2 separate regions of the Homo sapiens genome follow, and region 2 is linked to region 1. Evidence: chromatin loops called from intact Hi-C (ENCODE). Cell type or tissue: sigmoid colon. All regions are shown on one strand. Links, peaks and the distances in the headings refer to the core of each region. The heading gives the core; the rest is flanking DNA.

Region 1 (12,828 bases), core at 2,430-10,429:
CTCAGCCTCCTGAATAACTGGGATTACAGGCATGCACTACCACGTCTAGCTATTGTTTGTATTTTTAGTAGAGACAGTGTTTCACCATGTTGGCCAGGCTGGTCTCAAACTCCTGACTTCAGGTGATCTGCCCACCTCAGCTTCCCAAAGCCACCACACCTGGCTGCAATCTGTGTTTTAACAAGCCATCAAGGTGACTCGAATGCTCACTGAAGTTTGAGAACTGCAGATACAGTGTGACAACGGATTTGTCATGTCAGTTTCTCCTTGTAGCTCTTTTCATATTTATTTTATATATTCTGAAGCCATATTATTGCACTATATGAATTAGAGTAGCTATATCTTCCTGATTAATTAAAACTATTTCAGTATATTTGGTAAAGGCTTTCAGGCTTAAAGTCTACTTTGATACTAAAATAGTCTTGCTAACTTTCTTTTGATATCTGCTTATTGTCTAGTTTTCCATCTTTTGACTTTAAATCTTTCTCTGCACTTAAGTTTTGGCTGAATGTGGCATTTGTAAAATAGTGAATTACCTTTTTAAAAAAATTCAATCTGATAGTATCATAATTGGGGATTTTAGTCCACCTACCTTTTAATTCATTTCTACCATCTCACTTTCACAGTCTATACACTCCGATTTTTCTTTTTCTTTCTTTCTTTCTTTTTTTTTTTTTTTTTTGAGACAGTCTTGCTCTGTCACCCAGGCTGGAGTGCAGTGGCATGATCTCAGCTCACTGCAACCTCCGCCTCCCGGGTTCAAGTGATTCTCCTACCTCAGCCTCCCGAGTAGCTGGGACTACAGGAACTTGCTACCATGCCCGGATAATTTTTGTATTTTTAATAGAGACAGGGTTTCTCCATGTTGGCCAGGCTGCTCTCGAATCCTGACCTCAGGTGATCCACCCGCCTCGGCCTCCCAAAGTGCTGGGATTATAGGCATGAGCCGCTGTGCCTGGTCGATTTTTTTTGTTTTGTTTTGCTTTTCCCCATTTTTACTTCTTTGGGTTGTTTCAGATTTAGTTTTTCTTCATTCCATTTTTTCCACTGTAGTTTTTGTGGTTATCCTAAAATTTTTAACTTGCATATTTAATTTTCAAAAGTCCAAATTTAATTAATACTTCTAATCTGAAGAGTATAAGAAGCTTATGATGTTTTAATGTTAAATGGCATTTCTCCTGACATATGATTTCTTCTTGTTTTGTTTTGTTTTTGTTGCCGTTTTGAGATGGAGTCTCGCTCTGTCGCCCAGGCTGGAGTGCAGTGGCCAGATCTCGGCTCACTGCAAGCTCTGCCTCCCGGGTTCACGCCATTCTACTGCCTCAGCCTCCCAAGTAGCTGAGATTACAGGCGCCTGCCACCACGCCCGGCTAATTTTTTGTATTTTTAGTAGAGACGGGGTTTCATTGTGTTAACTAGGATGGTCTTGATCTCCTGACCTCGTGATCCGCCCGCCTCCTCCTCCCAAAGTGCTGGGATTACAGGCATGCGCCTGGCAGATATGTGATTTCTTAATCGAGCATTTTGTTTTAAAATTTATTTGCAACTCCAGAAATTAGATGTTATTGTTTAATTCCATCTTTGCTTTTAGATATTAGCATATTATTTTCTTGAAATTGAGATCCTCCAAGATCCATTTTCTTCTTTACAAAATCTATCACGTAGGAGTTCATCAAATCTTTTAAGTTTTGATGGTGGTAAACTTTCTCAATATTTGTATGAAAAATTCTTTATTTCATCTTTCTATTAAATGGTAGTTTTACTATGTAAACAATTATATGATCATGGTTATTTTATCTCCAACAATTTAAAAATAGTATTCCACTGTCTTCTCACTTCCATGTTGCAAGTCAACTGTCAAATTAATTGTTCTTCTTTGGTAGTAAAGCTTTCTCATTCTTTCTAATGGATTTCTTTTTCTTTTTTGTTTTACTTTCATAGTTTCCCTATAAGTGTCTAAGTATAGATTTCTATTTAACTTGCTTGAGATTTGTTGGGATGTCTGAATCTAAGAATTAGTCTTGTAATAGATATAACAATTCAACTCTACAATTTTTATATAACTTAAAGTCTGTTAAATTTTTTATTGTTTTCTTTCAAATATTGTTTTTCTTCATTCTTCCTATTATCTTTTTAGAAATCTGATTACATTAGATTATCTCGCCTCATCCTCAGTATCTCCTGATCTCTCTTATATTTTCATTCCTTTTGAAGTCTTTCTATTTCTAACTATATTTTTATCTGATAATTCCAATATCTACCATCTTTGTGGGTCCGTTTCTATAGTTTCCTGTTTTGCTGATTCTTATTCATGGTGGCTTGTCTCTCCAAGTTATTATTTGTATGTATGTCTGTGTGTGTTTGTGTGTGTGTGTGTGTGTGTGTGTGTGTGTGTACAGAAAGTAAGAGAGAGAATGTTGATGCCAGATATTCCATGGAATTCAACATGTAGAAGTCCATTTGAGATCTGAATTTAAGGAGCAATACCAATTTGGGATCTTTTTCTTTTTTTTTTAAATCATTACAGGGTCTCGATCTGTTGCCCTGGCTGTAGTACAGTGGCACGATCTCAACTCACTGTAGCCTCCACCTCCCAGGTTCAAGAGATTCTCATTCCTCAGCCTCCCGAGCAGCTGGGACTGCAGGTGCTCACCACCACGCCTGGCTAATTTTTGTATTTTTAATAAAGACAAGGTTTTGCCATGTTGGCCAGGCTGGTCTCTAACTCCTGACCTCAGGTGATCTGCCAGCCTTGGCCTCCCAAAGTGCTAGGATTACAAGCATGACCCACTGTGCCTGGCCAGGATCTTTTTAAATACCATACAGATATTGGCAATTATGGTCCCAAACCCGTGTGATTAGAAATTCTCAGAAGAAACATTTAACAATATTTTGTCCATCTTTATCTGTTATTTGTATTTCACTACATCAATTGATAGTCTATTTTACTGCAAGCCATCGTATGTCCTTTTTGAGAACAGTTTAAATTGTAACCACAAAATGAAAGGAATAAATTGAAGAACAACTAAAGGCTAGTTGATTACAACATTGGATTATTTTTAAATAAAACTTTGCTAGGATCTCAGGGAACATAAGTCAATGTGCTTTGCTTTTAGAGTAAGTTTCAGGCCATTGCTTGAAGCAATGATAGCAGAATGAATTGATTTTAAAGAGCGCTTAGGCAGGCTCAAAGTCTGAGCTGGGAAAACATGGAAGTTCCAATTCATCATTAAATATTTACATGGCAGTTAAAATTTAAAGACTTAGAAATTCAGACCTGGGTTTGCTTGCCAGTATTAATGGGCAGGTTGGAGTAGCATGGACTCTGTGTAAAAGAGAGTGATGAAGTTCCAAAATATGCTAAGTGAAAAACTGTAAATGCAAAACCTTTGTCTAGTGTGCTGCCTTCCATGTAAAAATAGGAGGAGCCTAGGCGTGGTGGCTCACGCCTGCAATCCCAGCAGTTTGGGAGGCCGAGGCAGGTGGATTGCTTGAGGTCAGCAGTTCAAGACCAGCCTGACCAACATGGTGAAACCCTGTCTCTACTAAAATTACAAAAATTAGCCAGGCATGGTGGCGAGTGCCAGTAATCCCAGCTACTAGTGAGGCTGAGGCAGGTGAATTGCTTGAACCTGGGAGGCAGAGGTTGCAGTGAGCTGAGACTGTGCCACTGCACTCCAGCCTGGGTAACAAAGCAAGATTCTGTTTCAAAAAAAAAAAAAAGGAGGAGAAGGATGTGAATTTACTTGTATGTGCATAAGATATCTACAAAAGGATACCCAGGAAACCAAAAATATTGATGCCTCTGGGGATAGAAACTGAATGGTTGGGACAGAGGTAACACAGATTTTTCCGTATGTACCATTTTGAACCTCTTGAGTTTTGAGCCATGAGAATATATTATCTATTCAAATAAGTAGACATGTAGATGCACAGATTCATAGCTATGAAGATATATAAGAAGAAAAGCCAATGAATGAATGAATAAGCAGGCGAGTGACTGAATGTGCCCCTGACTGGATGCACTGCTTGCTAGCTGTTGCCTAACTCCTGTGTTCCTTCATTTCCTCATCTGTAAAATGGGAATAATAGCACCTACCTCAAAGGGTTATTGTGAAAATCAAATGAGTTAAAACAAGGAATTAGAACAAAGTTTAGTCATCATAAGTACAAAAAAAGTTAGCTATCATTATTTTATTGCTGTTACCCTTGTGACTTTCGGAGCTTACTTACCCAACTAAACACAGGCTTTATACTCAGCTATATCCGGTTTTTTTTTTTAGACCAAGTCTTGCTCTGTAGCCCAGGCTGGAGTGCAGTGGTGCGATCTCGGCTGACTGCAATCTCCCCTCCTGGGTTCAAGTGATTATCCTGCCTCAGCCTCCCGAGTAGCTGGGACTACAGGCGCCTGCCACCACGCCCGGCTCGTTTTTGTATTTTTGGTACAGAAGGGGTGTCACCATACTGGCCAGGCTGGTCTTGAACTCCTGACCTTGTGATCCTCCCACCTTGGCCTCCCAAAGTGCTGGGATTATAGGTGTGAGCCACTGCGCCTGCCCTATATCTGGATTTTAACCCATGCTTGCCTCCATATCTTCTGTGAGATATTGTGCAGGATTTTAAACTTTTCTTTCCCTCAGTTTTGTATTTGTAAAATGTGAATAATAGTATAACAGCAACAATAATAATTAATTCAGAAAACAGACTTACTAACTTGATATTTGTTGATAGTAGGAAATTCTTGATATTTTAGGTGTGATAATCATACTGAGTTTATTTTTATTTTTTAGAGACAGAGTCTCGCTCTGTTGCCCAGGCTGGCGTGCAGTGGTGTAATCTCTACGCTCACTGCAACCTCTGCCTCCTGGGCTCAAGCAATTCTCCCACTTCAGCCTCCCAAATAACTGGGACTACAGGCATGTGCCACCACACCCTGGCTTTTTTTTTTCTTTTGGTAGAGATGCAGTTCTGCCACATTGCTCAGGCTGATCTCCAACTCCTGGACTCAAAGGATCTGCCTGCCTCGGCCTTCCAAAATGCTAACATTACAGGCTTGAGCCACTGTGCCCAGCCTATTGTGTTTAATTTTAATGAGTCCTGTGTTCTATAAATACAAACTAAAATATTCATGGATAAAAATATATAAGATTTGCTTCAAAATCGTAAATGGAAGAATGGGTGGGGGTATGAATAAAACAGAAGTGGTCATGTATCGATGATTGCCATGAGAGAGTGACGGGTACATGGGGCTCAACACTTGATTTTCTCTGCTTTTGTGTATATTTGAACTGTTCCCAGATAAAAAGAGTTTTTCTTAAGAGACTACAGTAAAGTGAGAAAACACATCATACAGTAGCAGGAATGCAGTAATAACTTTAAAAAAAATGGCTGCTGGTAGCCAGGTGTAGCAGTAGTTGTAGTATCGTGATAGTTTTTATTAGCTTCAGTTAAATGGTCAGGAAGAAAGGCTGATAGGCAAGGGAATGGATTAACGGATATGTGAGGAGAATCATCCCTTTTCAAGTTCTTCTAACAAAGATCTCACTTTTCTTATGTTTAAGGGAGCATCAACCCCCACAGGTACAGAGGTCTGCAGAACTCTAACATATAACATTCACAGAACTCGGCCACAAACCAGACCCCAAAACATGCTAGAATTCTCTCTCCATTGTTGAATGTTAGCAGCCATTTTGCTTTCATTTAGAGCTTCAATTAAACAGTATCAAATACGTCAGGTATTTTCTTTTATTTCTGCAAATGTATCTTTACAATCAAATGCCTCATTTTTAGCCATTCACCCTTGAAAAACTGAAAGTGATTTCAAATAGTGATGTGTGGCCAGCTTTAACTTGGACAGTCATTAGTGTTAGAGGAGTGGGGATTTGGAAATACTGCCTTAAGAAAAGTTTCCCCCTTAACTTATTTTTTACCCTTCCCACCTCTGTCTCCATGGAAATGAGGTCAGAGGCCACGGAGAGCTCCCAGGGAGCCAGCAGCTGGGAATGAGAATTCTCACTTAGAGATTTCAGCTGAAAGCTATAAACTCCTTTACAAAGACCAGCTGAGTCTTTTGGCCACCATAGTCTCCTTTTTACACTAATAAATAGGTGGCTTTTTTTTTCTTTTGTCTTTCTCTTTTGGCACATACATGGAGGAAGAAGAGGTGCCACTGAGTAATAACCATTTTTGCATTTATACTTGAACTTCTGTGCAATAAATCAAGATGGAGATATTCCTTAAGAATTTATTTTCAACTTAATATGTTTAAATGATAGTGTACATATGGAATTAAGCAATTATCACTTGCTTGATCTCTGTCCTTTCAAGTTTATGATAACACCAGATATTTGAAGACAAATATATGTGGTTATTCATTACATGCTATCAGTTATAAATGATTCTAATAGAATGTCACCATGACATAATTCAAAATCACTTAATTAAAAGAAAGAACCAATCTCAAGATATGAGCAGTTGGTGCCATTAAACAAAATGTTTTATGAATTAACGTATACTTTACTATTAGTACCTGTTTTTGTTGAACTGTTAACACAAGTCCATATTTTTTTGCACTTTATTCAGTTTATTTACTCATAAATCATTTGAAAATATCTGAGAAGGGTGACTACTCAAATATGCCAAACACTTTGTTATTTTTATAAGTTATATATTATTATTTAGTAGCCGAATATTTATTAAAACAATATGAAATGTAAATTTAGTTTAAAAAAAAAAAAAGCCCTAACAAGTTCTTTTTAAATTTGGAGCTATAGGAGTCTGTGTTTCAAACTTTTTTTTCCTTCATGCCACACTTTGTTTTATGGTTCAAGGTTTGTAGACTCAATAAGATTCAGCATTATTTCCAAGAACTTTTACGAAATTTCATCATTACTCTTACATAAAACACTGAGTTATTACTTTTAATCATCAATCACACAACTGCTCTGAATTTTCCAGAACTTAGCTTCAGCAAGCATCAGAACCACAGCACCTCTCTCAGACACTTTCACATTCTTTCTCTCTCTCTTTTTTCAGCGTTGTGGTCAGCAGTCTAATGATGCTGGGCTTTTATTCTTTACTGTTTCCTTTGTCTTTGGGCCCTTTCGCAGGTCGCTGCTGAGCTCTCTCTCTCTCTGTCCTGGGTTGAGCCCTTATTCCATTTTCCCCTGCTCTCAGAAGTGAAACAGAACATCGTGTTCCGAAGCTGCCCAGCACACATGCTTCACGATGCTGCCAAGTTTGCAGCTGACCAATTGGCCTACTTTAGAGGACTCGCATTTACAAAATTTACAAGTCTTTATTTCCACCAGCCCATCACCTCCTCCCCACCCCGCCGAAAAAGAGTATGTCAAACACACTGATAAATCAAGAGTTTTTTGGTGTTGCAACAAAATGGGCAGTCATTTCTTTGCCCTTTGCTGGCTCTCAGCCTTGCTCTTCCCTCCTGAATAGATGGAAAATATGGGTTGGTGTACGGTACAAAGACATTCAAAAGTGATTGCCTCTGTATTAATAACTAATTTCAAAAGAAACATACAAACGAAATGATATGCTCTTCTATTTTTTTCGGAGATCGGTATTTCTAAAGTAATTCCTTTCCAAAAACTGATCCAGGCAAACCTGTCTTCTTCCAAATTAGGAAGACAGAGTTAATGCTTTGCTTTTTCAATGAGATTGGGTCAGGCAAGTCATGGATTTAGATATTTTGAACACTCCTTATTGGCATTTGAATCTTCTAAGCTTCTATAATAGATTCAAGATCAAATAGGAGAGGGTAAGGATTTAATGGAGCAAAGAAAAGTTGTAGGAATTGGTTTCTTGTGATTTTAGTGATTCCTGCCCCACTCTTCAAGAAAAGGAACTCGGTCAAGGGTAGATCCAGGTTATTGCAAAGCTTATAAAATATGGAGCCCTCTTTATGAAAAAGAATATGAAATTAAGCCCAAGAGTAAATATCTACTTAGAATAAGAGAAGAAACCATAACAAATGACAAACTTTAAAAAGCATCCAGAAAAATAGCATCATTACCATTAGTATTAAGAATTATTGTTATTATCATAACTTCACTGTTTGATCCACCTATGTAACATTTCTTTTCCCTACTTTTTTTACTTTATCCTCTTTGATCGTTCCTCAAATAACCAAAACTTTATAATACTATTTTGTGTAAAGAGAATAGAAAGATAATTTTGTTTTTTTTTTTCTGGCATGGCAGATAGAAATATGTTTTTTGTTATTAATGGCTTAGAAAATAATCTTTCAGCTTGAGAATTATTGGTCATGCCACAGCTGAAACAATCTCTTGCTCCAGAGGTGCTTCGTGCTCTAAGAAAATTCCTCAGAGACTCCAGACCTTTGATCTTGCTGGGCAGGGCTCCAGCTGACCCTTTGGCCATTGTCTCAGCAACTGATCCAGCATCCCATTTGGTGTCCTGGGTGGAAAGGGCAGGGCTCGAGATGCTGGTGGTGGGGCCTTTGTCTGGAGAACCCTGAGCAGAGAGTGGTGGAGCATCTCATTCCAAACCTTCTCCTTGGTGCCAGAGTTGGATTTCAGATACCTGGGGAGGCTCCACATGTTGCAGGGCATCACTGGAGGTCAGCAAAAATTGAGAGTACGTTCAACCTACCAGCCTTCCACACAGACCGAGAATGTAGAGATTGACCCTCTGGCTGGCGTGGCTCTCCATGCATCCAGCTATACCTTAAATCCCTGCGAAGGACACACAGAACCTTGGAAGGGCCTGTGAAAGTAAGCGGCTGTGAAACTAAAAGCTCATTAACTTTATGATAATCCTCCCCTCTGTTCAGTGCTCATAATATAGTGGACATTCATGGAACTGAAAATAGAAATGAATTCTCTGGCCAAAGTGACCCCTATTTAGTATTCTCAAAATTTTAAGCTCCACAGGGCAAGGATTTTGTCTGCTTGGGTCACTGCTGTATCTTCATCTTCTTCTGAATATTGTTCCATTTGTTAAGGGGACCAAAATTTGTTAGCAATGCCTTTTATTTTCCTGGGTTAAAATAGGCTGGCCAACTGGAAGCTACTGGATATTGCTCACTATTAATTTCTTCACATACCCTTGAGATACTTGTTCTTACATCATCCGAGCTCCTCCACTCCCGCATTCATTTTGTTGTGGGGGGGTGGGTTTTGAAGCATAGTCTAAGCATCATGTCATCTTCTTTTCATTTTGAGTGCATGCTCTATCGCTGCCCAGATAGTCAAAAGTCAAGCCTTTTTGGCTGGGACTCTTCCAGTTGTATTACAGTGCTGGAACTTTTTTAAAGTAGAAAAGCCCTTTACCCTGTTTTTAAATACCAGTTTAAGATATTAGAAGAATATTTTTGAAAGTATGAACATATTTTGTTGTTTCTTGAGGATTCTGAGATGCTTCTTTTGGCCTATGGGGAGAAAATAATGCAGTCAACTTGGTCAGTGTGAGATTATATTGGGTCTCTTCATTTCTTAAGCTTGCAAGTCGCAATATGGCCATCTAAGCATTCAGACAGTGAGTCAGTAGGTTCTACTTCTCCTCACTATCTATATATTTAGATGGCCACATTGTGACTTACAGACTTAAGAAATGAAGAGACCCTGAGGCCAGGTGTGGTGGCTCGTGCCTCCACAGCACTTTGGGAGGCCAAGGTGGGTGGATCACTTGAGGTCAGCAGTTTGAGACTAGCCTGGCCAACATGGTGAAACCCTATCTCTACAAAAAAAAAAATACAAAATTAGCCAGGCATGGTGGCACACAATTGTAATCCCAGCTACCTGGGAGGCTGAGGCAGGAGTATCGTTTGAACCCGGGAGGCAGAGGTTGCAGTGAGCTGAGATTGCACCATTGCACTCTAGCCTGGGTGATAGAGCAAGACGCTGTCAAAAAAAAAAAAAAAAAAAAAAAAAAGAAGCAGCAGCTGAAAACATAGAAATGAAGAGACCCAAAATAATCCGCACATTGACCAAATCAACTGTATTATTTTCACCCATGGGCCAAAAAAACTCATAGATTACACAGAATATTAGGGATGGAATGACACAATGTCTTCTCCCCTTTACTAGTGAAGAAACTGACCCTCAAAGGGATAAAATTAATTGCTCAAAGTTGTAATCACGAGTAGCATCAATCAGAAGCTCTATTAAGGGAAGCATAATAAAGTTATTCTTCCAAATAAGTGTCTTGGTTCATTCAGGCTGCTATACCAAAATGCCATAGATACGGTGGCTTAAAAACAAGGAGAATTTATTTCTCAAAGTTCTGCAGACTGGGAAGTTCAAGATAAAGGCAGCAGATTTGGTGTCTGCTTAAGGCTGACGTTTCCTTGGTGCATAGAGGGTGCCTTCTCACCGTGTCCTCACATGGTGGAAGGGCAAGGGGTAACCTTTGGGACCCTTATTTATTTTTTTAAGAGGCAGGGTCTGACTCTGTCACCCAGACTGGAGTACAGTGGTGCAATCATAGCTCACTTGAACTCCTGGGCTCAAGTGATCCTCCTGCCTCAGCCTCCCAAGTAGCTGGGACTACAGCCTTGCACCACCACACGCAGCTAATTAAAAGAATATTTTTTGAGGCCGGGCGTGGTGGCTCATGCCTGTAATCCCAGCATTTTGGGAGGCCAAGGCAGGAGGATCACCTGAGGTCAGGAGTTCAAGACCAGCCTGACCAACATGGAGAAACCCTGTCTCTACTAAAAATACAAAATTAGCCGGGCATGGTGGCACATGCCTGCAATCCCAGCTACTCGGGAGGCTGAGGCAGGACAGTCACTTGAACCTGGGAGGCGGAGATTGTGGTGAGCCGAGATCACGCCATTGCACTCCAGCCTGGGCAACAAGAGCAAAACTTTGTCTCAACAATATATATATATATATTTTTGTACAGATGGGGTTGGAGGGTCTTGCTATGTTGCCCAGGCTGGTCTTGAACTCCTGGCCTTCAGTGATCCTCCCACCTCGGCTTCCCAAAGTGCTGGGATTACAGCTGTGAGCCACCACATCCGGTTAGGCCTCTTTTATAAGGGCACTAATCCTGTTCATTAGAGATCCAAGTTCATTACCTAATCACCTCCCAAAAGCTTCACCTTCTAATACCATCACCTTGGGGATAAAGACTTCAACATAAGAATTGAGGGGGGATAGCCAGGCACAGTGGCTCACGCCTGTAATCCCAGCACTTTGGGAGGCCGAGGCGGGTAGATCACCTGAGGTCAGGAGTTCGAGACTAGCCTGGCCAACATGGCAAAATCCCATCTCTACTAAAAATATAAAAATTAGCTGGGTGTGATGGTGCACACCTGTAATCCCAGCTACTTGGGAGGCTGAGGCAGGAGAATTGCTTGAACCCAGGAGGCAGAGGATGCAGTGAGTCGAGATCACGCCACTGTATTCCAGCCTGGGTGACAGAATGAGACTTCATCTCAAAAAAAAAAAAAAGAAAAAAAAAAAAGGAATTGGGAGGGATGGCAGGGGGGACTCACAAACATTCAGACCATAGCAGTAAGTTTTGAAACTTTCCTTATCTCTTATTTTCATTTTTCCATCAGCTCTTATCTCTAATACCATGATAACTGTGATTAACTATGTCTGAGTCAGTAACATTTGAAACCCCAATACCTATATGTTATGATAAGGAACACTGGGAGACCAAGAAAATCAGAGACATTATCTTGGAGGGACTCGACATTGGCATGGTGCTGGCCACTGGTAGAATACTTTCTGAAGTAAAATTGAGTACACTCGAACCTTGTCTCAGTTGCCTATACAGTACTGCAAATGCAGGACTTATTCATTTATTCAACAGACATTTATTAGAGCATTGCTCCAAGCCAGGCACTTTGCTCAGAGGAGCTTAAATAGATTAAAAAAAAAAAAGACATGGATTCTGTCTTCCAGATCATAATTGAGTGGAGAAGCAAATACATAATGTACAGTAATGCTCCGCATAATAACGCTTTGGTCAATGACAGACTGCATATAATAGGACAGTGGTCCCATAAGATTATAATGGAGCTGAAAAATTCCTATTGCCTAGCAATATCATACCCACTGTAACATTGCAGTACAATGCACTACATGACTCAAGTCAAAGTGTTAAAAAAAAATTTAAGTTCAGAAAATAAAAATGTTATAGTAAGTTAAAGTTAATTCATTTTTGAAGAAAAAAATTGTTATGAACTTAATGTAGTCTAGGTGTTTATAAAGTCTACAGTAGTTTACAGTAATGTCCTAGGCCTTCACATCCACTCACCACTCACCCACTGACTCACCGAGAGCACCTTCCAGTCCTGCAATCTCTATTCATGGTAAGTGTCCTATACACGGTGTACTTTTATTTATTTATTTATTTATTTATTTATTTATTTTTTATCTCTTTTTGAGACAGACTCTTGCTCTGTTGCCCAGGCTGGGAGTGCAGTGGCACGATCTTGGCTCACTGCAACTCCGCCTCCCAGGTTCAAGCGATTCTCCTACCTTGGCCTCCCTAGTAGCTGGGAATACAGGCATGTGCCACCACGCCTGGCTAAATTTTGCATTTTTAGTAGAGACAAGGTTTCATCATGTTGGCCAGGCTGGTCTTGAACTCCTGGCCTCAAGTGATCCACCCGTCTCAGCCTCCCAAAGTGCTGGGATTACAGGTGTGACCCACCATGCCTGGCCTATTTTTAAAGTCTTTTATGCCATATTTCTACTGTACCTTTTTAATGTTTCCATACACAAATACTGACCATTATGTTACAATTGCCTACAGTATTCAGTACAGTAACATGCTGTAGAGGTTTGTAGCCTAGGAGCAATGGGCTATACCATATAGCCCAGGTGTGTAGTA
Region 2 (8,000 bases), core at 1-8,000, 96 kb after region 1:
ACATGTATACGTAGATACATGTATACATGTAGATACATGTAGATACATGTATACATGTAGATACATGTAGATACATGTATACATGTAGATACATGTAGATACATGTATACATATATACATGTAGATACATGTAGATACATGTATACATATATACATGTAGATACATGTAGATACATGTATACATATATACATGTAGATACATGTAGATACATGTATACATATATACATGTAGATACATGTAGATACATGTATACATATATACATGTAGATACATGTAGATACATGTATACATATATACATGTAGATACATGTATATAGATACATACATAGATATATAGATACATAGATACATATATATTTATATATGTACATATATCTACATATATATCTATATATACATATATCTACATATATATCTATATATATATTTCTACATATATATCTATATATGTAGAAATATATATATATTCTACATTTTAGTTCTGCTATATCTATAGGGCCTTCTGTATATCACAGTTTTGTGTGTTGTTGTTTTTTTTTAAGTGCATTGGTTTGGCACAAATAACTATAGTACTATTTATTATCCTGAGCTTTTTTGAGAATGTAGTGATAGGGTTCAACATCTGCCCAAATTGACCCATCTAAAATTATAATTCTAAAACCATAACCAGAAGAAGCCCATTAATTTCTTTAGTAGAGAGGTGAGTAGCCTCTTGTTTATTTCACTACTGATCATAGTCTATTGTGAGATATGAAGATGTATTAGCCCACCAGAATTAATCACCTTTGTCTGAAGTAGTGAAAGTATATTGCTTCATTTTGTTAAACTCTGATTCCTTACACAATTGTTAAGGATTGTGTTTACTTTTATCTCAAAATTGTTACCTTTTAATATATATAGTCTTATATCAGTGATCTTTTCAAACTTTTAAAATGAAGTCTGAATAAATATTATTTTCTTATGCATTTCTTCTGCACCAGCTGATAGGGAATTTTCTGTACAATGTTTTCAGGCCTCTTGCCTTTCTTGCCTTTATTTTTCTCTGCAATTCCACACACAGGTCATTGCTTTCCCTTCCTCTCCCTTTTTGATCATGGATGCTTCAACTCCCTTCATATATTTGTTAAGCATATTTTACTAAGATTTCATTTTGTGATGCTTGCAAATATACATTACAAAATATATATTTTTAAAAAGTGATTTGAAGGGCCCTCTGTCCATCTGATGATTAACTAGAAGAGTCTTTTGTACCTTGCTAAAAGTGATAAGTTAGCCAGCTATATTTAGCTGGATAAAACCCATTACATCCTTGGGGAAGAATGTGCTTTGTTTAGCTTTATGAGAAAATATTTAATAAATGCTGTCTTGAAAATATTTAGCCTGGCTGAGTGAGCTGGCAAGGCTTCAATACTGATAAAGCAGAGGTGATGGTGAAAAGCTGGCCTGCCAGTCCAAGCTCAAGTTAAAAAAATGCACCTCTTGTCACTAAGGGTTGCAACTGTCGCCAAGTGCTTGTCCATCAGTGTCACGTAAAGATTTTTTAACCTCACATATGGCATCATGCAGTTTGTCTGCCTAAAAAGGCAACCTAGATTCACAGAGTGGTTACAATTGGCTTTGAAGTCCCATCTGTTCTGTAAAATCCTAGCTTTATTTCTTACTGCTGGTATGACTTTAGGTAACTTGTTTAATTTTTCTTAATCTCAGTTTTCTCATCTGTAAAATGGGGACAGTGATAATTTCTTAGAGCGTTGTACAGATTAAATGAGATTAAACGCTGAGCAGAGTTTCTTACACTAAGTGTTCACTACATGGGAATTAATCAGCAGTAGTAGTGATTTGTAATCAGCCTAACATTTTCTGTCCCTCCCTAACTCCTCCCACCCCACAGGAGATACAAAGAGCAAAGTCCTCTTGAATGTGGCGAGGTAGGAAAGGCTCTGGCATGGGCATCAGGAGGCCTGGGTCCTCGGCTTGAACTTCCTGTGGGACCTTGGGCAAGTTGTGGCTCACATAATCCCTCCCCACTCATCAGTACACAGTGCACAGGGCAGCAGAGCTCCTGGCTGCTAGTCTCTCTTTTGATACCTAATTCGTTGTGGTATCAGACCAAATTTGATATGATAGCTAGACCCGCCGGTCCGTCAGTATCATTTGGGGTCTGGTGTAAGATCAGCCTGTGAAACTCAGGCATGTAGGCAACAAGTTATCAGTAAGAAGGTCAATCATTGGGATTCTGTCTCCCACAATGGTCTGGATTTTCTCTCTGTGGCTGGTGGGCTCAGCCCCAATCCTTGCTACTCAAAGTGTGATTGTGGTCCGAGGACCGGCAGCATGGGCATCACCTGGGAGCCTGTTGGAAATGCAGAATCCCAGACTGCACCCCGACCTCCTGAATCAGGCTGTTAATATGTACATTAAAGTTGGGGAACCACTGCCTCAAACTACTGCCCTTGGGAATATTCTGACACGCAGAGGGTATTTATTTACTAAATACTTACAGAATTTGTGTTTGACATTGACATTTTCTAGACAAGGTTCCATTCCTCTCTTTGGGTGTAGTGTACTGATGTGTTAGGTCAGGGTTACCATAACAAAACACCACAGACTGGTGTTTATGTCTGTACCACCATAGACATTTAGAAATCTATTTCTCACAGGGTGCCAGTGTGGTTGGGTTCTGGTGAGGGCCTTCTCCCTAGCCTCCAGGCTGCCACCTTGTCACTGTGATCTCACATGGGAAGGGTGGGGAGAAAGGTCTCTGGTGCTGCTTCTTATAAAGGCACTAATCCCATCGTGAGAGCACTTGCCCTCATGACTTCCTGTAAACTCAGCTGCCTCCCAAAGGCCCATCTCCAAATATTATCACATTGAGGGTCAGGGCGTCAACATGAATCTGGGGGGAAGGGACACAATTCAGTCTGTAGCAACTGACTTCCACATCTGACTTTAAAATGCATCTTTAAAAAAAATGTGCTGGCAGATAAATATGTAAATAAAGCAAATATGAAAATGTTAATCGTAGAATCTAGGTGAAAGATAATGTGGGCGTTCACTAAACAATTCTTTCAACTTTTCAGGATATTTAAAAATGTCAGAGAAAAAACCCCCTACTCTCTATAGTTATTTAAAAGGAATCTGGTGCTGCTTTTTTCTCCTTATTTCCATCCAGGCTTTCTTAAGAGTGCTTGTTCGGTCTGGCTGGACAAACTTGCCTTTTTGGCAGTTTCTCTCTCTCTACCCACTCACTTTCTCCTTGGTCAGCCAGTGGCCTGCTTCTGCACTGTCAGTGAGGTCCCAGCCTGGATCCAAAGCTTCTTTCTGGTCTCTAGTCTGCCAGTAGCATCTTTCTGTCCAGTTCCTCTCCATCCCCCTGCCCTCTCCTAATACTAATCAGGGGATCCTTCAATTGCTTGTGACATCGCAGCTTCTCAAGTTACATTTTACAACTCTGCTTTATTATTTTTAAGCATTTCTAACATGACATTTTATAAGTTTGACTCTGAAATTTATCATCACATGTAAGTAGGAAAGAAGTGTCTCCACAAGTTTGCCCTCAGCCAGAGATAGTGTGGTTCATCTGGAATGCCCCTGCCTTTCTCTGGTTATTAATAGGGGCTCCTATTGCTTTTCCATTTACAGTGTTAATTATCTGCATTTCAAAGTAGTTCATAATGAGAGGGAATATATTAACTTGTTATTTGGGGAGGAAGTACAAAAACTGCTATTATCAAGATCATTTAACTTGAGCATAATCAGAAAGTATTAAGGTTATTCCCTTGTGGGATTGACCATCAGATATCTGTGTGTTTCATAACACCCTTATTGCAGATACCTTTTAAAGAAGGGAGGCTTGCAGGAAGTGTTGGGAAACTTACTATAAGCTTCTTTCCTTGACTGGCACTTGTATACTCTGGCGCAGGGAAGACAAGCCCAAACTAAATACATAGGCATTACTTAAGAGCTTTGTGACATTGGACAAATAGTTTCCTTGCCTTTAAACTGGGGATAATAGAGACTATACACCTTTGAACTGCTATGAAAAATAAATGAAAATATTTCTGTAAAATACTTACTGTGGGAATGTGGCTCCTAGTTGATGTTCAGTACTAATCATTCATTCAGCAAACAGCCTACCGCCCACTGTGTGTCATGGCCTGTGATTTGTCTTTTTTCTTTTTGGGGGCTTCTGGGTCATACTTCGTATGAAATCTTTCTTAGCACACCGAAAGACCAACTTTCCTTATAAATCATTGGCTTCAAAAATCCTGTGGACTCAGGTATAAATTATTTTTCTGGTGAGGAGAGGAGGAAATCCCTTTCTTCCCCATTTACATCCTGCCTAGCTATTTTAATTTGCTGTACACCGTAAATTGTAATCTTAGAATCAAACTCCAATTTAGGTGATAAGGATCACAATTAATTAGGCTAGCCTGTCAAAGATTAAATGTAATCTTGCATTTCAGTTACCTCCTAACTCTGAGGCTTTAGCTAAGCCCGTCAGAAACAAAGCTGTTAGGTCTGCTTAGGTTTAATAAGATCTTTGCCTGCTGTTTGTTTTCTATACCAGTCTGTTGTCTAGAAATAAAACGAATGGACAGAGGATCTCAATTCCCTTTCATTTGTTTTTAGCTGTGCAGCAGGAGAGATAAATGAGAGAAGATAAACTTAACGATATTAAAGACTAATTAGGATATCTGAGGAGATTTGCAAACTTCTAGTTTAAATCTGTCGGCAACTCTTTTAATTCCCTCCTGCTAGTTATCTCTGAAAATAATGTAGTTATGGCTGAAGATTTATTTCCACATCTACTCTTTGTACTCTCATTTTCAGTTGCGCATACTTTTTTTCTCCTTCTTCCTCCAAAAAAAAAAGCTCTTGTTTCGGCCACACTCAATATAATTTAGCACACAGTCATTCCAACTTCATTTTGTCTTCACATTCAGAAAACTGAAGTCTAATATCTCAAATATATTAGTATTGTGGTCCTTTTGGGGAAAGTATGATAAATTGAAAATATTTTGGTTTTGACTTCTGAAGATTTTGAGTATTGTTTATATATACAAAGGCAAAATGCAAATATATACAAGGCAAAATGCAAATGTGCTTCCAGCTTGCTTCCTTAGAAAAGTATTGAGAACAGTCTAAGTATGATAATTTCTGGTCTTAAAACCTGCAATTGCAATCGGGTATTTCCATAATCTAAACAATAATAAAGATTACATGACTAATTCTAACAATAATAACTACCTATTAGTTTGTGCTTTCTACATACTGGGCACGATGCCTGTCATGTTTATATATATATATTATTTAATCCTTATTACTGCACATAATTACTCCCATTTTACAGATGAATAAATGGGATTCAAGTTAACTAACTTGCCCAAGACTACTGAATTCAGTAAGTGGCAAAGCAAGGATTAAAACCTAAGCCTCTTTGGCTTTAAAGCTCTGCTTCTAATCACTTTTTTACTACTGATTAAACAGATGTGTCCCAAAATTAAGGAAGTCATCGTTGTTTTTTTTGCTTTGTTTTTGCTTAGTCAAAGAGCACAGGCCATCATTTGTTGTAGTGTCACCCGTAAAGCTTAATAAGTTTAAAGTTCAGGGTGTTAATCATTACAAGCATAAAGTATGAATATGCTTTAAAGGTTTATTTAAGAAAAGAATTGGGATTAGATTTGCCCACCAGAATATACATTTTTCACTTGAAGTCCTGAGAGAGATTCAGACAGAAACAGCTTTGACTCAGCAGCAGTTAGCAGACAAACATCTTGATATAATACTGATCCACACTTTGCATATACACTTTCTTTTCTTTGTATTACATTTTTAGAGGTAAGTGGCAGTTTTTCACACACTTCCAAACTGCTTCCATCAGTAATGAAATATTTGGCTTGGGCAGCCTCTGGAGTCCCAGTGTTTCAGCTTAAACTTTCCAGTGGGCCCTGCCAGGCACTAACTTCAAAATATCTTTTTTTATGGTGAATGCCTCCAGAAGGTGCAACTGTGTGGTGGTTTCATTTTGCACTTCATAACGGTGTTGGCATCACTTAATGCAAAGAATGCCACTGTCTCCCACACACCGCTGGTGCCCAAGGACTGTCGAGGCCTGTCCATGTTAGTGGTTTGGGAAGGGCTGAAGTTTGGAGAGAAGGCTCTTTTTCTATTCCATGTGATTGGCTGTCACCAGGGCAAAGGGGGAAAACTAGAACGAGTGGAAAATGCAGCATCGGATGTGTCATCAAATATTCTTCCTACAACCTGGGACACCTAGTTCATTGGTGTTCTGGTCAACATTGAAGGCTGAATCCTCCTTTCTTTTGAAATAATGCGTGTCTTGGATTCACTACTTTTAAACCTTTCTGCTGATCTTTATCCTTTTCTTCCTAAGCAATACTGATTTCTTTCAATGAAAAATGATTTAGCTAGTGAAAAACTGGGATTGGGTTGTAGTAAAGGAATCAACAAATTTGCCCAGATTCTTAAGAGTGGAGTTGGTTCTCCACACTTATACACTGTGCTACAGCAAGCTTCACAACCAAAACCCATTACTTATTCAGGTATAAAAATCAAAAGCTGAACTGTAATGAGAATTTAAATGTAAACTGTTGGAGGATGGTGCTCTGTTAATTTGTGTTTGCTCCATACCCCACCCTATATAATTGATAATATTTGCATCTTTTTGTTTTTAGTACTATTATTTTTTGGTTTATCAAACTTTGTAACATGGTGCTTTATTGTGGACTTTTCAAAGAACACCTTGCCAAATTTGGTAATTCCTAGCAATTGTCATTTCCTGTTGGAATTTCTTAAAGTGGAATCTAATGGAAAAGTAATTCTTGACCTTGTGTATTTAGTAAAATTAAAGGCATAGTTGATTTTAGGATTGTCATAAAAATTAATATTTTGTTTTAAAAGACTTTTTAGACTTTCAATGCTAATTGATCCTATTGTTGGAAGTAGATGATATAAACTTTAAAGCTTTTTGGGTAGAACTTTCACATTCACCATGTCTAAATATTTTAAAGAGGAAATGGATTGACTCGCAGACATTTTGTACTAAGGAATAGAAAATCTTTGAATTGCTATTTAAAAAAAAAAAAATCCCTGTAAAATTTACCATTTTAAACTCCAGTTGCAAAATCCTGATCAGCTATGATGATTCATACATTTGAGCGATAAAGCTTTTTTCAATATTACAAATTCAGTGGGGAGTCACTCAATACATTACAAAAAGAGTACTTACACTTCCTAGTACCCATGTGTATTTTTTTTTCTTTTTAAAGCAATCTGGTGTGCCTTTTGAGAAAAGTTCCAGTGTTCTCACAGATCCTGACTTGGTGTAGCACAGTGCTTTTCAGAAACTTGGTCCAACACCTGAATGAGTAATGTGTAAAACATATAATGTTTTGTAGCTCAGGATACTGCAGGTAAACTAACACTTTTTGCCGAAAAAACATTGAAAAGACAAAGGAAAGCAAGGAAGTTTTGCTTTTTTAAAAAATTTTTTCAAGCTTAATGAAGAAAGAGCTGGAAATCCTTTTGTATGGAGCATTTGCCAGCCCAGCAATATAACAACTTTTGGGTGCATATTTCAATCACAATTAGATGAAATCTTTAATTATCATTTAATTTGACTTTCATATTTGCCTGCAGAAATGATTGTGTTGATAAGACTCTGGAATGAGACAAACCTTTATTAAGTAATTCCATTTTCAGAGCCAACATTAAAGTTTTTTTTAATTAAAAAAATGCCTGTGTAATTTATGAGAAAAGGGGAAGAGGAATTGGCATGTTGGTTGCATGAGAGTTGCATGGATATGTATTTACTATTTAATCTTTAGCTTTTTGAGATTTGGGGTGTGCTAAGTCTTGTTAGTTTGAGGGGCCTAAGGAGTGACACAATAATGGATCTTAATAAATAACACTTTTCTACATCATTTCTCTACCTTTATATTTCCCTTCTATTATATATGCTGACAGGATGATATTT

The links. A loop is a pair of places that touch in the nucleus more often than their neighbours do. Peaks named below come from ENCODE experiments on the same cell type or tissue, not always from the same donor. Only the 100,000 strongest peaks of a DNase experiment are listed, where the experiment ranks them.
Region 2: it touches region 1 in a loop (3-fold over the local background); 2 of 110 quality-filtered maps call a loop at or near these places.

The regions. Positions count from the first base shown.
Region 1 is chr5:68,164,110-68,176,937 of GRCh38, forward strand. No RefSeq gene overlaps it. Among named protein-coding and RNA genes, the nearest start is that of LINC02219, 19 kb to the right of the region's middle. In sigmoid colon, for the core only: no CTCF peak of the experiment used is centred there; DNase peaks (open chromatin) are centred at 5,972, 7,242, 8,402 and 9,142; H3K27ac peaks cover 181 bases.
Region 2 is chr5:68,262,787-68,270,786 of GRCh38, forward strand. The region is part of intron 2 of PIK3R1 (phosphoinositide-3-kinase regulatory subunit 1); the gene reads left to right. Among named protein-coding and RNA genes, the nearest start is that of PIK3R1, 51 kb to the left of the region's middle. In sigmoid colon, for the core only: no CTCF peak of the experiment used is centred there; no DNase peak of the experiment used is centred there; H3K4me3 peaks cover 1,200 bases; H3K27ac peaks cover 1,344 bases.